2 separate regions of the Homo sapiens genome follow, and region 1 is linked to region 2. A link is a loop called in an ENCODE intact Hi-C map of the cell type or tissue named here. Cell type or tissue: heart right ventricle. All regions are shown on one strand.

Evidence for each region. A loop is a pair of places that touch in the nucleus more often than their neighbours do. Peaks named below come from ENCODE experiments on the same cell type or tissue, not always from the same donor. Only the 100,000 strongest peaks of a DNase experiment are listed, where the experiment ranks them.
Region 1: it touches region 2 in a loop (4-fold over the local background); 5 of 110 quality-filtered maps call a loop at or near these places.

Annotation. Positions count from the first base shown.
Region 1 is chrX:10,594,307-10,602,306 of GRCh38, reverse strand. The region is part of intron 1 of MID1 (midline 1); the gene reads left to right. Among named protein-coding and RNA genes, the nearest start is that of MID1, 22 kb to the left of the region's middle. In heart right ventricle, a CTCF peak has its summit at 4,245 (motif pointing right); DNase peaks (open chromatin) are centred at 3,536 and 4,228; H3K27ac peaks cover 2,767 bases.
Region 2 is chrX:10,477,877-10,485,876 of GRCh38, reverse strand. MID1 (midline 1) reads left to right here. Exons shown (of 10, transcript NM_000381.4): 5 at 3,249-3,397. Among named protein-coding and RNA genes, the nearest start is that of MID1, 140 kb to the left of the region's middle. In heart right ventricle, no CTCF peak of the experiment used is centred here; DNase peaks (open chromatin) are centred at 2,506 and 3,416; H3K4me3 peaks cover 921 bases; H3K27ac peaks cover 4,304 bases.

The DNA.
Region 1 (8,000 bases), 120 kb before region 2:
TTAAGAATGATAAGCATAGCATCCAAGCATTTAAAAATTTTTTTAAAAGTGGTCATTGGTGGTAAAAAAAAAAAAAAAAAAGTCAGAAACTATTTGCTTAATTGTTACAGAGATTTTATCCCAGATTAAAATACTCCAATTCCGCACTTTGGGAGGCTGAGGCGGGTGGATCACGAGGTTAGGAGATCGAGACCATCCTGGCTAACATGGTGAAACCCCGTCTGTACTAAAAATACAAAAAATTAGCCGGGCATGGTGGCGGGCACTTGTAGTCCCAGCTACTCGGGAGGCTGAGGCAGGAGAATGGGCGTGAACCCGGGAGGCGGAGCTTGCAGTGAGTCGAGATTGCGCCACTGTACTCCAGCCTGGGCGACAGAGCGAGACTCTGTCTCAAAAAAAAAAAAACAAAAACAAAAACAAAAACAAAAACTCCAATTCCATTTCGCCAAAGGGAACAAGCAGAATATTCCCACAACCCTAGGGAACAGGGGTAGGCTTGGCTATTAGTCATTCTCCTTCTTCCCCATTCCCAATAATTGGAAAAAAAAATGTGTGTGCACACGTACGTGTGTGTGTATGTATATGTCTGTGTGCATATGTGACAAGGGCAGTAGTCAGAGCAGGATCATGTGACTACCAGGATCTATGGACAGCCCCACACTATTAGGGGAGAAAGTGTCAAGCTATTTGTACGGTTCTTATAGAGCATGAATCTAGGCCAGGGGTCAGCACCCTTGTTCATAAAGGACCAGACAGTAAATATTTTGGGTTTTGTGGCCATGCAGTCTCTGTCCAAACCCCTCAGCTCGACATAGACTATATAAAGCAATTGGAGGTAACTGTGTTCCAAAAAAACTTTATTTATAGACACTGAAATTTGAATTTCACATAATTTTCACAAGTCACAAAATAATATTTAAACAATTTTTTTTTCAACCACTTAAAAATGTAAGAACCATTCTTAGCTTGTGGGCCACACAAAAACAGGCAGAGGCCTGGATTTGGTACATAGGCGGCCTGTGGTCTATAGTTTGCAGAACCCTGCTCTAGGGTAATGACTGAGAAAGGGACTCTACTAATCAGCAGGTTGTTGGGAAGCACGTTACTTACCTTAAGCCAGTATAAAACTTAAAGCAATAATGCTACATTATGTCTAAAGGCTAAGCTAGTGAGAGGCTAAATTATAACACTCAACTTTTTTAGCAAATAATTATGAAGCATCAGCTAATAAGACCTTTTCTTAAGAGTATTCAGAGTATAATAATGCTACCTTGTGTGGTTTGGGGATTTTTATTTTAAGTTAGGGAAGCTATGAATCTCTTGAACTTTGTCCATTAAGAAGTCTGCCAAAGCTGTGAATTTTAAAGCCATGGGAATTTTTCATTGCGCTTGGCTGCTGAATTTTAACAGCAAAGTTATTCATTAAGTCCACATTTAAAAAAAAAAGTATCAACAATGCTTCTTTATACTTTATCTGCATTTGACACACTTCCAGATAGATGATCTTTAATTTGACTAATGAGTGCATCCTTTGTTATTTTAATGACAAGTAATTTACAGAAAGAGAAAAGCTTTTCAACACGCAAGTCTCTTAAATCTGGAATTTAAAGTCCCTGATGTTCAGAAGCAGGAAGCAACAGTTGGTGTAAGACAGGGCCACTAGGACACTGGAAATGCATCCTGGGTAATGAGTGGGAAATACAAAAGGAAGAAAACAGTTGGAAATATGTTGGCCATTTTATATGACACTTTCTGGGTTTATTTTCAGGTTGGAGCACAAGTCAGAAGCTGAAGAACTTGGAGATTTTGGGGAGCATATGTCCCACCTTCCCCAACCCCCAAGTATCCAAATATCCCCTTTGGTTCTATCAGAGAAGTATTAAGATTTATTAATTAGAAGAAAAATTAAAGTTATAAATGTTCAATAGGAACATAAGGAGAATTCAAAAAAATAAAATGTTGAGCTCACCACAGTTTTCAGCAGAAATTTTACTCTTTTTTTTTTCTTTGTTGAGATGGGGTCTCACTATGTTGCTCAGGCTGGCCTCGAACTCCTGGGCTCAAGCGATCTTCCCACCTCAGCCACCCAAAATGCTGAGACTACAAGCATGCCACTGTGCCCAGCTAAATTTTACTCTTTAACTGATTTTTCAATGCATAAATAAATGAATAAGTGGGTAAGTACTTACTGAGGACACAGTTTTCAACCAAACCCTGTAGATACTCAGGATGAATTAAGCATGGGCCCTGCCTTCATGGGGCCTAGGGTTTACTCAACTTTACAGAAAACCCAGAAATATCCTAACAAATGTGGCAACTGAAGAACTTTATTCCTAATCCTAAAACTCACTTTCTTTATTCTCAGAGCAATGGATACAGCATTCTAATGTCAAATCATTGTTTCCATGTTACACAATACTCTAACTGTCAAGGCTAAACCCTGTCTTAAGGAAGGGTGACAATGGCTTTGTTCTTATGATAATAGAAGAGATAAAAAGATTATTTACAAAGCTACAGCCTCTGAAAAATTGGAAGTATTTTATACAAACAACCACCTCAATTCTTCTCACAGTGATATTTAAGTGTTTGTGCGTGCTGGTTTCTGTTATGTGGGTCTTTACCATTTTCATTCCTCCTTGCAGCTCTATGAGTTAAGTATTACTATTATTCTTTTACAAATGAGGAGCATGAGGCCTGGAAAAATTTAAAAACATGCAGAGGTGATAAAATACTGGGAAAGTTTCACATTCAACCATGTCTGATGCTTAATCCTTTTCCTTCTCTTTCCACCATAGCATATGATCATGGCATATCATCACTGTTTCTGTTTCCCCTATAGAAAATTCAGGAAAATTAACACATGGAAGAGTATTCAGACTTTCACTTTTCTTCTTACATAATCTTTGAGCAGCCCATTATAGGAAAATAAGGGCATTGGAGATTTGAAGAGGCAGAATGAACACGTTCTAGATGTAGAAAGAAAAGTTCTAAGCAGGTAAAAGACAACCAGAGTGAAATACACCAGATGGATGCTTGACTTGGAGAAGATGCTAAGCACTAAATAAGCCAGGTGGTAGAGGGTGTGAAAGCGGAGAGCCCTGAGAAATTGATCATTAAGCGGAAGGTGATTAAAATCTTCCTAAGGGACAGTTGGTCAGAGCAGAGGTCAAGAGCTAGGACTTGTCTGGCAAGACTTATTGTGGATTCTTGAAGGGTTAAGAAGTCAGTCAGAGACCCGGGATTGGATACTGTATTTGAACTGATTGTCACTCACCAGAATCTGTGATCTAGGAGACAGACATTGCCAGGATCCCCCCCGTCAGGATGGTCATAGAGAAGGGAAGGTGTGTTCATTTACTATTGCTGCATAGCAAATTAGCACAAATGTACAGATTAAACCAACACCCCATTTATTAGCTCGTGGCTCTGTAGGTTGCAAGTCTGGGTGGCCCAGCTGTGTTCTCTGCTCAGGGTCTCACAAGACTGAAATCGAGCTGTTGGCCAGACGAAGCTCTTATCTGGAGGCCCTAGGGAAGAATTTGCTGCCAAGCTCGCTCTGGTTGTTGGCAGAATTTACTCTCTGGCAGCTGTAAGACTGAACTCCTTGATAGCTATAAGCTGTGGTCCACTCTTTCTAAGGGACATCTGCATTCCTTCTTAAGTGGCCATCTCCAACCTCAAAGCAACAGCACATTGAGTCCTTCACACACATAGAATCTCTCTAAATTCCTCTTTCATCAGTCAGGAAACGTTCTCAGCAGTTAAGGGTTCATGTGATTAGGTCAGGCCCACCTGCATCATCTCCCTTTCTAACATCAACTGTGCTCTGTAACACAACACAATCCAAGGAGTGATGTCACATTCACAAGTTCCAGGGCTTCAGGTGGACATCTTTGGGCTGCCATTTTAGAAAGTCTGCCTACCACAGAAGGTGATGAAGAATCTCAGCTCCTGCCTTGCTCCTTGGTGAGCTGTGTGACCTGTAATAACAGCAGCTTTGTGGAAAATTGGCCCACCCTTTCCTAGGGTTAAAGGGCCAAAGCGAAGTTTTGTGACTTTTTCTTCCTCTTCTGACACTGGCTTCTTCCTCTAAGGAAATCTGCTGCTTTTGGTGTTCTCTTCTTTCCTTCACCATCTCCTGGTGTTGGTGCCAAGAAGCACTGGAAGGCAGGTGGTCCATCAATTTAGGGCAACTGAAGGTTTTGAGATCAAGGCATACTGGAGGCCCAGACATCACAAGAGGGCAGCACAGAGCAAGAGCTGATAAATGTTGAGATGCAGACTTAGCAGGCCCTAGCTCTTTCTGAGATGATGTGTTCATCTGCCCTCAAAACATCCTCTCACTCAACATGTGCCTCCTAACCCAGACCCCAAGGAGTCTTTAGTAAGAACATGGCAGATATCACATGTGCTGACCATGGGGTTATCACAAAACATTAACTCTCCAAAAATCTGCTGCTTGGAACCTTGGTTTCTGCAACTAAGAAATGAGTTAAAAATGTATTCAAGGTTGATAAATTTAAAATGGAAAAAATCATCTTCTGAACTCTAGCAATATGAAGGCCACTTTTTACAAGTCTGATGCTGTAGTGCAGTGTTTACAACCTATTTTCATTTTCAACCCCCTGTCACAAGGAGCCTGTTGAAACATTTTTTGCTAATTGCTCCTTGCATGAAATTTTAATACCACAAATATAGTATAAATCTATTTATGTATATCTGTGCTTTGTGCATAAAAAGAGTAAGGTTTTTTGTTTGTTTGTTTGTTTGTTTGCCACTGAGAACTAGTTTTCTCGCTCTTGGGGGCAATATTGCCCCTATTGACAGTGCATGTTATAATGGGGAAAAATTGCTAACATTTTAATATTTAGTAAATCTTCAGCTTATATAGTCTATTTGATTTGGAAGGTGGCTGTAATACTTTAGTTGTACTAAAAGGTACTTGAAATTAATCTTGAAAAGTCAGAAGAATCTTTACACATGAAAAATCACCCAATATATTATATTTAAAATAACAACTTGCAAAACAAAACGTAAAGTCTGATCCCATTTTTGTGGCTAAGAGGTACAGAAAATGACTAGAAAGATCAACCTGTGGAATGTTGCTTCTTTGCGGTTAGATCCTTCTATAGGTGTTTTGCTCTTTGGGAATGTTATAAATATTCACCAATATACATTATACATATGTATAATAAATACATATTATATTCATGTCAAGAAGAATACTATTTAAAAAGTTAGCCATTCTCTCTCTCTCTCTTTTTTTTTGCCTTCAACATTTAGGATTAATGGGCAGTATAAATTCAATCATTCACATGTAGCAAAAGGAGAAATATTTCACATGGCCCATTCATGACTCCTTTAGATCTCTAGAGGGCTTCAAGCCTCAAAGTTTATTGTTGCATTCTTCTTAATTCTGGTTGAATGCATGTACATTATTTTCTGCAAAGAAATACCACCCACTAAAGACTGTTCCTTCTCTTCTAACAGGGTTTTGGTGTCCCCAGGGCTCCCTTAGTCCTATTTACTTTGGATATTTCAGGAGTTACTGTAGGTTTAACTGTGGTGAGTCCTTAAGCCCTCTTTTTAAATTCATAAACTGTCTCTAATCTTAGCAAAATGTCAGGTTACACTTTTGAGAGGTTTGGGAACTTGACATTTTGTAGCCCAGTTGGGGTGTAGGCTGCTTCTATTCTGAGCACCTTGTTCCAATTTATGTCAGGAGGAATTATATACAGGTCAGGGCTGGGAGCAGGTTATAATTAATGGGGTGGACAAGTGGATTTTTAATGTTTCATAAAATAAAATGGAAATCACATGTTCTTGGAACTGTTGTATGTTTTAAAATATTTACATTTATTCTAGTAAACATTAATTATAACTGATATATTTCTCCTATGAACTCGCTAACTGTGAGGTCACAAGCCATTGTTCACTGAGTAGAAAGAATGGGTGACAAGCTAGTTACAAGAAAAAAGACAGTACTTGGGCGGGTATCGGTGAGTGAACTCGTGGAAGTAATCCAGTCTTAGGTCTTTCTCCTAATTTTCTCTTATGTTTAAAGCACCCCCTTGCCAATATGATCCAGATGTCAGTCCTTCTAAGACAGAACTGGGAGGGTTTAGCCTGTGAAATTTCTGAATAGCTCCTGGTGAAGAAGGAACACATGACCAATGTTTAACTATTTGTCTTTTCAAAATTAAAGTTTAGAAGTAGTTGAAATACTGCCAGAATCTACAGCGTCCACGTTTTATTCATATTAGTTTATCAAAAATTTCCAATTCCTTGAAGCTGTAGCAGCAATATGTTGCTGAGGAAAGAAATTTTTTTTAAAAAAAATTTGTACTTATAATTGACACCTAATAATTGTACATATTTATGGGGTACAATGTGATGTTTCAGTACATGGATACACAGTATAATTATCAGATTGGGGTAATTACCACATCCATCATTTTAAGCATTTATTATTTCTTTGTGGTGACAACAGTCAAAATATTCTCTTCTAGCTGTCTTGAATATATATTACATTGTTATTTGCTGTAGTCACCCTACTGTGTGATAGCACATCAAAACTTACTCTTCTTGTCTAACTTTGTGTACCTATTGACCAATCTCTACCCGTTCCTCCCTTCCCCCATACCCTCAGCAGCCTCTGGGAACCACTGTTCTACTCTCTACTGCTATGAAATTGACTTCTTTAGATTCCACATATGAGTGAGATCATGTGGTATTTATCTTTTTTAATGTTTTTAAATTTTATTTTATTTTATTTATAATTTGAATTTTTATTTTAGATTCAAGGGGTAAATGTGCAGGTTTGTTCCATGTAGTAATTGTCTTCTGTGCCTGACTTATTCCACCTAACATAATGTCCTCCAGGCTCATCCATGTTGCCAAAAATGACAGGATTTCATCCTTTTTATGGCTGAATAGTATTCCATTGTCCTAATCATCCCCATAAAGAAATATATTTTCTTTATCCTTTTGTCTGTAGATGGGCACTTAGGCTGATTCCATATCTTGACTATTGTGAAGAGTGCTGCAATAAACATGAATATGCGGGTGTGTCTTCGACATAGTAATTTCACTTCCAGAAAGAGATCTTTAAGAGTCAGAAAAACCCAGATTCTAAACTGGTCTCTGCCATGTGCCAGTTGTGTGGCCCTGGAGAAGATGCTTTAACTCTGTGTCTCAGTTTCCTCATCTGCAGAAGGGGGAAAATGATACCCACTATTTAGGGATTGGGTAGGGATTAGACCCAATTTGTATAAAGTGCCTGGCATATTGTAGGTATTTTTTTAAATGCCAGTTATGGATATATGAAGGAAAGCTCCAAAAAATGAAATTCAAAGGAAGCCTTATGTAAATTGCATCACATGTCAACCATTTGGGTGTTAGGAATATTGATGCATTCTTTATTTTGCCTAGAATTCATCACTCCCTAAATAAATATTATTTCCATTAAGTCACCAAATTTTATATATATTCTTTGTCTTGTATGGTGAAGAATTAATACAAGTGCGCTACTCTATTAGGGTATAACAGTTACCTAAGTAATGTATCATGAGACCTTTTTGCCCTTTTCTAAGGAAAATAAGTATTTATTGGAAGGACAACTTCACACACAGTCAGCAGGTAATAATCCGCAGTACTTCCCAATGCTGCTTCTATGGGCTGGAAGAGTGTTTGGTGGTTCTATATGGCACAGGGCTACTTGTCCATACCCTTGACCCAAGGATGTCACGTGCACCCAATCAACCTGGAAATCACTGTGGTGACAGAAGTTGGGGCCCAATCACCCTCAGGGCCTTGACACTGATTTTGAGTATACCAGTTTGGAAAGTCTCTGCAGAATTCCCCAAGACATTAAGTTTATAATATCCCTTGAGGGGTCCTTAGAAAGAAAAAGTGCCTATGTTTTGGTGTCATTATCGTTCTTCAGGGCAAGGCTTGGTGAAAAGATACTGAGAGAAGACAGTACAGATAGAAGGACAAAG
Region 2 (8,000 bases):
AAAGTTTAAGAAAATTAACTTGGACTAAATGTTGAGCTCTCCATGGCCTTAAAGAGATGGTGAGAACAGGCCTCATTTTCAGTTCAGATACTTGTGTGAATTGAGGATGCATTGTTTGGACCTAATTGTTTTGGGTTGTGTATCCTACATACATATAAAAAGATTTATATAAAAATAAGTGTTTAAAACGCATTTCAAGCAAAATAAAGCGGCTTTTAAAAGAATGTGTAAGGTATAATAAACAGCAAATAAAATGATATAAACAGCCCTGTGTCCCTGCTAAAAGGAGATTCCAGCAGGCAAACTATTTCCATGACTAGTAGAGAGTAAATTCCAAAAGTTGCAATGTGGTAATCTCACTTCCCAAAGGAAAAATGAAGAGTTGACTGGAAAATATTTCCCTTGCAGCATTAAGGCAGACACATACAGAATCTTTTTATGTGTCAGTATCTAATTTTTTTAAACATCAAATTTTATTCACCTTGTCAACTTTTAAAAATAATACATTAAAAAGTGTTGTCTAATAGAAAACTAAGTACTTCGCTCCATGCTGGGTGTCTGAGTTTGAAGTGCTGTGACAAGTAGGACAGTGTTTCAGAGTGTGCTGCAAATCAGGGCCATCTGACTGTAATCATTTAAGCCAGGGGTTAGCCGACTTTTCTGTCAAGGGCCAGATAACAAATATTTTAGGCTTTGCCATACGGTCTCTGTTGCAGCAACTCACTTCTGCACAACATTGTAGCAAGAAAGCAGCCATAGATTATGTGTAACCAATGAGTGTGGTAGTATGCCAATAAAGCTTTATTTACACAAACAGGCTGTATGCTGATTTGGCCCACAGATCACAGCCTAGGAACACCTAACTTAGAGCAGTGTTTTTCTTTTTTCTTTTTTTTTTTACTGTAACCCGCAGTAAGAAATATATATGACATCACAATACAGCGTGCACGCATGCACACACACAAAAGGTTTTACAAAACCCAACTTGCCTTTTCTACCAGGAATGCACTCTGCTATTTGCTTTTCTCCTCTTCTATTTGGTTTTTTAAAGGCTAGTCCTGACTGTCCTAATGATTCATCACCTGCAGGCTTAAAAACATTTGTTGCTTGTTGAAATGGAAATTCCTCCTGCTCTGCGAATTACAACTCCTTAACTCAAATATTGGAGCGTAGACCCAAACATCTACTGTTTTTCTTTCAAAATGATGCCCAGCTGATTCTTTTACACTAGGTTTGCAAAGCTCAAATCAGATGTATCAGATGAAATTGTACACTAACCTATAACTAAAATTATGCCCAAAATTGTTCTCTGTAGAACATTCCGATATTTTCACAGGCGACTCTCATTTTGTCTTGCTTTAATTTTTGCATGATTTAGGGCTCTTTTATTCTTTTTCCTGTTATGTCACTTTTAATGTTCAATATCATGATAGAAAAAGAAAAGAAGAAACTGGAGTTCAAGCATCATCGCATTTGAAATGTGTGTGGTCTTTAATAGGCATATCTAAAGGATAAGTAGTTGTCATGAAGTTATTCTAAAGGAATATTTTGACCTTATTTTCTTTTGCTGGAATTGTATTAAACATCTGCAATTCGGCCATGTAATTTAAATGATTCTTTATGCTGTGTGATTAAATATTCCATTCACTTGGTTTGTCCTGTGGACTGTAAATTAGTTTTCCTTCTGGAATTTTCCTTCCTCTGACAGTTTCTTATGAACATGTTCTAATATCCTGCGCGTACTGGATGCCTTCCTTAGCTTTGCCTCCAGATAGAATGATGCCAGAGGCTAAATTCTATTTGGTGTAAAATAAGTGTTATTTTATTCCACTAATGAATACAATTAATCCACTGGGGACAGTAACTATAATTATAATGCATTAAGTCTTTTACCAGGCTCACGATCCTATATTATTTGCCCTAAAGTTTTGACACTTCATTCTCTGACTCTTTCAGGAATTTTTTTCACCCTTGCCTGAAATCTTGTGCCTGCTGCTTCTAATTCAGTATGAATTTCCTTTGTTTGCTTATAGTACATACTTGGAATTGGATGTTCCTTAGAGGCCTCAAGTTCTGACATCTCTTTCCTTCCTTTTCTTAGATTAGAGTTATACAGGGATGGTAATGACGACTTGGAGAAAGAAAGAATTTCTTGGAATTAGCAGGAATTCTGGAGAGAGCCTTGGGCCAGCCTTGTCTGTAAGACAGATTGACTGGTCTCCTCCGTACCCTTTCACCCAGGGCTATTTTCCATTCCAGAATTATCATAAAGCCGGTTGAAACCTGTCCCTGGGTGTGTGGTTGGGGGCAGTAGGCACACAGCAATTCCAATTAGCTGTCTAATTTTAACTTGGCTTCTGGCTAGAGGACTTCATCTCACAGCACATTTCAAACACAAGAGCGAACGGTCAAGTGGGTTACCTTGGACTTATCTTGGCCTGCCCCGGAGGTTATGGTCAATTATGTTTGAGGGACATTTTCAAGCGAGACAGAATCAGGAATTGGAATGGAGGTTGTGAAGCAATCATGCGTTTTTATCCCAACTGGGAAATGCTTATCAAAATAGTTCCTAGTTATCAAGTAAGCACAAAGTGCCTGGAAATGACGTTCCCAGTGAGGGGAAATGGCCCAGCTGTGCTTTTTTTGGCTTTCTCTCATCTGCTCAACAGGAAAAATATTAATCAATGGGAAAAATGCTCCCTTTCTGTTAATTTAACACATGAGTTTTAGGTAGTGTGGGAAATAGTAACACTTAATGCTTTCCATTCTCGATTTTATTACATGAATTACAAAAAACACTTTTTAGAAAATGGTTTTCATTTAAACCATAGATTCACCACCTATAAAGATGTTTTATCTTCTTGATGAAAAGAAGATAAACCTGAGATAGAGAAAGTTCCAGGGTTCCCTACAGTCTTGCAGTCATTGTGTGGAATAGTCCAGGGAAGACGTCTGGTGACCCTTTGTAAGTTGCCACTGGGCAACACCTTTTTTTCCCATCAACAGGGAAGCAATTCACAATTCAGTGTTTCCTCGTAAAACGAATTAGCAATGCTTCTCCAATGAGATAAGGAATATCTAAACCAGAGTCCCATAACGGAGCTTTCCATATTTTGATATATCTCTATGCCTACTTTTTGAACTTTTATGGAAGGATAACACAACAAAATGAAGGATCCAGCCTGATGCCTTTTCATTAAGCAAGACCACCCATGTAACCATCTCTCTCCATGCCTCTTTTGTTCAAGGTGATGAGGCTTCGCAAACTGGCTCAGCAGATTGCAAACTGCAAACAGTGCATTGAGCGGTCAGCATCACTCATCTCCCAAGCGGAACACTCTCTGAAGGAGAATGATCATGCGCGTTTCCTACAGACTGCTAAGAATATCACCGAGAGGTGAGTGCAGGGGCCCCTGGGAATTTCTCGGCTGCTGGGCTCTTGTATCTGCGCTGTGATTGGTTGGTCTTGCCCTCGCCTTGCTTTTATTTTCATTTTCAAGGCTCAGTACCAGAGAGAATAGAGGCTTTGAGCTGTTTTGTTCCAGCTAAAGATGCTTCCTTTTGACATGTGAAAGCCCTTTCAGTAACAGCCTGGAGTCTGGAGTTCAAGGCCTTTGAAACAAGAGTCCACCAGTTAGAAAGAATAAAATCAACCTGCTTTTGGACGAGGGGGGAGCTTATGATGGCACAAAAACAGCATTTATTGTGACTCTCAGATGTGATGTTATCGTACACTTGATAACAAAGAGTCAAAATGAAGGCAAAAACATTAAAGGGAATATTTTCTTCCATCACAGGGCTCATCTATTTTTTTTTAAAATCACACAGGTGTTGTTCTCTGTTAGGCCCATTTTCATTTGGTTGAGGAGCTTGGCCTCACCTGAAAAGGTCAAGGCCAACTCACGCAGGAGAGAAAGGACCAAACTGTCAACCTCATACGGGCTTCTTTTAAAATACTCTTTATTCTCAGGTAGGGAGCTTTAATGTGATGTTATCTGAATGGTTGGCTCAGCAGTAAAACTGGCAAAGATAAGTATTTTTTCGGCACACATACTTGGTTGGTATAAAAATTGCTCATCTTCACTGACACAAACACCTATAGCAATTCTAGTGGATCCAAAGAAAAGCACTAGCCGGGCACGGTGGCTCACGCCTGTAATCCCAGCACTTTGGGAGGCCAAGGCGGGTGGATCACCTGAGGTCAGGAGTTCGAGACCAGCCTGACTAACATGGTGAAACCTGGTCCCTGCTAAAAAAAAAAATACAAAAATTAGCTAGGCGTGGTGGCAGGCGCCTGTAATCCCAGCTACTTGGGAGGCTGAGGCAGGAGAATTGCTTGAACCTGGGAGGCGGAGGTTGCAGTGAGCCGAGATCGTGCCACTGCACTTCAGCCTGGGCAACAGAGCGAGACTCTTTCTCCAAAAAAAATAAATAAATGAAAAAACAAAGAGAAGCACTAGGCTGGGCCAGGTACAGCCAATGCCACATAAATGACATCTCTAACTCAGGCTAATGGCCTTGACTTCATTCATTCTAATTTTCAGAGTCAACTGCCCTTTATCCAAAGCAATAATAGAATCCTATCTCTAGAAGACCCCAGAGAGCTCATGCATGCTGATCTTCATCCTAGAGCAGAGATCAGCAGACTTTTTCTATAAAGGATCATCAAGTAAATATTTTTCCGCTTTGCAGGTTGTAAGGTCTTGGTCACAGCTACTCAACTCTGCCATTGTAGCTAGCTCTAAAGCGGCCATAGATAATATAGAAACAAATGGGTGTGGCTGTGTGCCAATAAAACCATTACAAAAACAGGCAGTAGACCATACTTTGCCAACCCCTGGCCTAGGAAAAAAAATACTCGCCATCTTATGACTCAAATTTATTCAAAGAAAGAGAAAGGAAACTAACATTTATTGAGTGCTTGCTTGTTTCGGAAACTTGTGCTAATTCTCAAAATATCGCATAGAGGAGGAGTGATTGACATCTCCATTTTCACTCTTCTTAAAGAGTAATGTATCGTGTTTTTACAACTCTGGTCTACTGTCCAATCGGCTTGACTGTATTATTTCTTATATTTGAGGAAAATTCCTTTTGTAGCTGATTAGATACTTATCTCTTCTAAAAGGCATGGATAACAGCTGGCTATCATCCCTGTTATGTACTTAAGATGCTCTCCTCCTTACTCTGAGAGGCCCATTTCTTTCCTCCTGATTCCTTGGTTCCAAATGTTTATTTTCCCTGGGCCATATCCAGTTGCTCAATATTCACCCTAAAGTTAAAAACTGCAAATAGCACTAATACTCCAGTGTACCTAGGACACTAATAGATAGCGTTTACACTTAGGTCACGGTTTCCAACCGGAATCCAGGAGTACTTTTCTCCATCTATGAACTTTGAGATGTCCAGATGAAATGGCTATTATGAACTGCATTCCTCATCAATCCCTGAAGATTCAACCAAGTGTCACATGAATAAATTCTTACCTAGTGACCAGGGATGATGTGACCCCATAACAGTTATTGCTGAAAGAAGATATGCATCTGAAGTATAGCACAGGTGTGGGAATGCCCACATACAATCTCCCTCAGTTCCAGTGGGACGTATCTGCTCCCATTCAGCTCTCTCTATAACAAGCCCAACTCATCAAGAGCAGGAACATGACTTTGATTTCTCTTTCTACAAAGAATGTGCTTCTGTCAAGTTTGAATTCACAGAGCCTGTAAAAATTTGCCAAGAGCCTTGTCTCTGTTTCTGCAGTCCCCTCTCCTCCCATCACTATTTGTCAATCCTCTTGGCTAATTCCTGAGCCTTTCTATCCTTCCAGCAGCTAGGATATAGAAAAAGGACACTGGGCTTAGACTAGAAGTTGGCAGACCTGGGTTCCAGTCCTAGCACTGCCACTTTTTAACTATGGGTCTTTGAGCTATTTTCTACTTAGAAAATTGGGTTCAGGAACAGTTTGGAGGTTCCTCAAAAATCCAAAAATTAAGCTATCATATAATCCAGCAATCCTACTGCTAGGTACATACCCAAAAGAAACGAAATCAGTATATAGAAGAGATATCCTCACTCCTGTGTTTGCTGCAGCACTTTTACAATAGCTAAGATTTGGAAGCAACCTAAGTGTCCATCAACAGATGAATGAATAAAGAAAATGTGGTACATATATACAATGGAGTACTAGTCAACCATAAAAAAGGATGAGATCTAGTTATTTGCAACAACATGGATGGAACTGCAGATCATTAAGTGAACTAAGCCAGGCACAGAAAGACAAACATTGCATGCTGTCACTTATTTGTGGAATCTAAAAATCAAAACGATTGAACTCACGGACATAGAGAGTAGAAGGATGGTTACCAGAGGCTGGGAAGTATAGTAGGGAGTTGTGGGAGTGGGGGTGGGTAGGGATGGTTAATGGGAAAAAAGAAAGAATGAATAAGACCTACTATTTGGTAGCACAATAGGGTGACTATAGTCAATAATAACTTAATCGTATGTTTAAAAAAAAACTTAAAAATGTAACTGGATTGTTTGTAACCCAAAGGATAAATGCTTGAGGGGATTGATAACTTATTCTCTGTGATGTGCTTATTTCACATTGCATGCCTGTATCAAAATATCTCATGTACTCCATAAATATAAACACCTACTATATACCCACAAAAGAATTGTTTTTACTAATAAAAAAATTATTTAAAAAAATTGGTTTCAGAATAGCTGTCACTGTTGTGATGACATTGCTTTAAGTTCCTAAGAACAGGTCATTAGCATTATAGCTACTCCATGAGTGTTAGTTGGATCTCTGTTTTCACGTTTCAACATGTCAGTCTAGCCCGCCTTGTGTGTCTTTTTTCCAATGCTACTCTCTGTCTACCTGCCCCTATTCATCAACCTGTCACTTAACATTCTTCTCTAGGACATGACTTCTTTTTTCTGTCTCCTATTGTGCCTGCCTTGGGCTTTGGCTCCTGTATACTTCCAAACAATCTTTATTCTTCAATTCAGGTGTGGAGCCCAGAACAAACTTTTAATCCCGCAGGCATTCTTGAAGTGAGACTTAGATGAGATTTTCTGCATCGTTAAGCGACTTAAAGTGGATATGTCCTCCTACAAGCTGAATCAAAACTGTAAATTTTTCTTTCATTTCAGAAACATCAAACAACTCCAAAAGGGGAGAGAGCCTCAAGCTTTACATTGTAGGAGATGCTTTTGCTTTGGAACCGGTTGTTTGGCTCTGTGCTAATTGCTTAGTAATTATAGATAGCATTGAGGCTGCTCATTAACATTGGCTAATTTTGCTCATATACTCCAAGTAGGCAGGTACCCTAGCCACCTTGTTTTTACCATTATAGCCCCAGCACATTGCGAGCTGCCTGACATGAGTGAATGAGTGAATGAATGAATGGATCCATAAATCTGTAAGACGGGACTAATTATTCCTACCTAAGATGGTTATTGTGGGGATAAAATGCAATAATGTAGTAAAAACATTAGCCTAGTTTCTGTCACAAGATGAACATGCAACAAATACTAGTTCTCTTCCTTCCCACTCACTAGATGAATGCAAATGTATAATGTACTATATTCTCAAGCTACACTAGTAGATAGGTCTTTGGTGTGATTGTATATGCACCTTTATAGCATTATTTTAAATAAGCAAAGCTATTCACTAAGTCCAGGCATAAGAAAGTTGGTCTGCTTATGAAGAATCTAGAATTAAAATCCCTTATAGCAGTAACTTATCTGTATCAAGAAGGTGATAAAAAGAAACTTCCCTCTGAATAGTACCTATTGTTCAAAGCACCTAGGAGGTTCTCAGACTCCTCAAGGTGATCCTTCTGTTCCTCACTACAATAGGCAGTTCAAGGATCTTTTCCAGAATACAAAGCCAAGAACTCCAGTTGTCAATTCTGAAAAGATGTTGCTTGGTTCAAAGAATTAGAGCATATCTGATCAGTGGTTTTGGAAGTGTGTCTGCAGGGTGTTCATAGGCATTA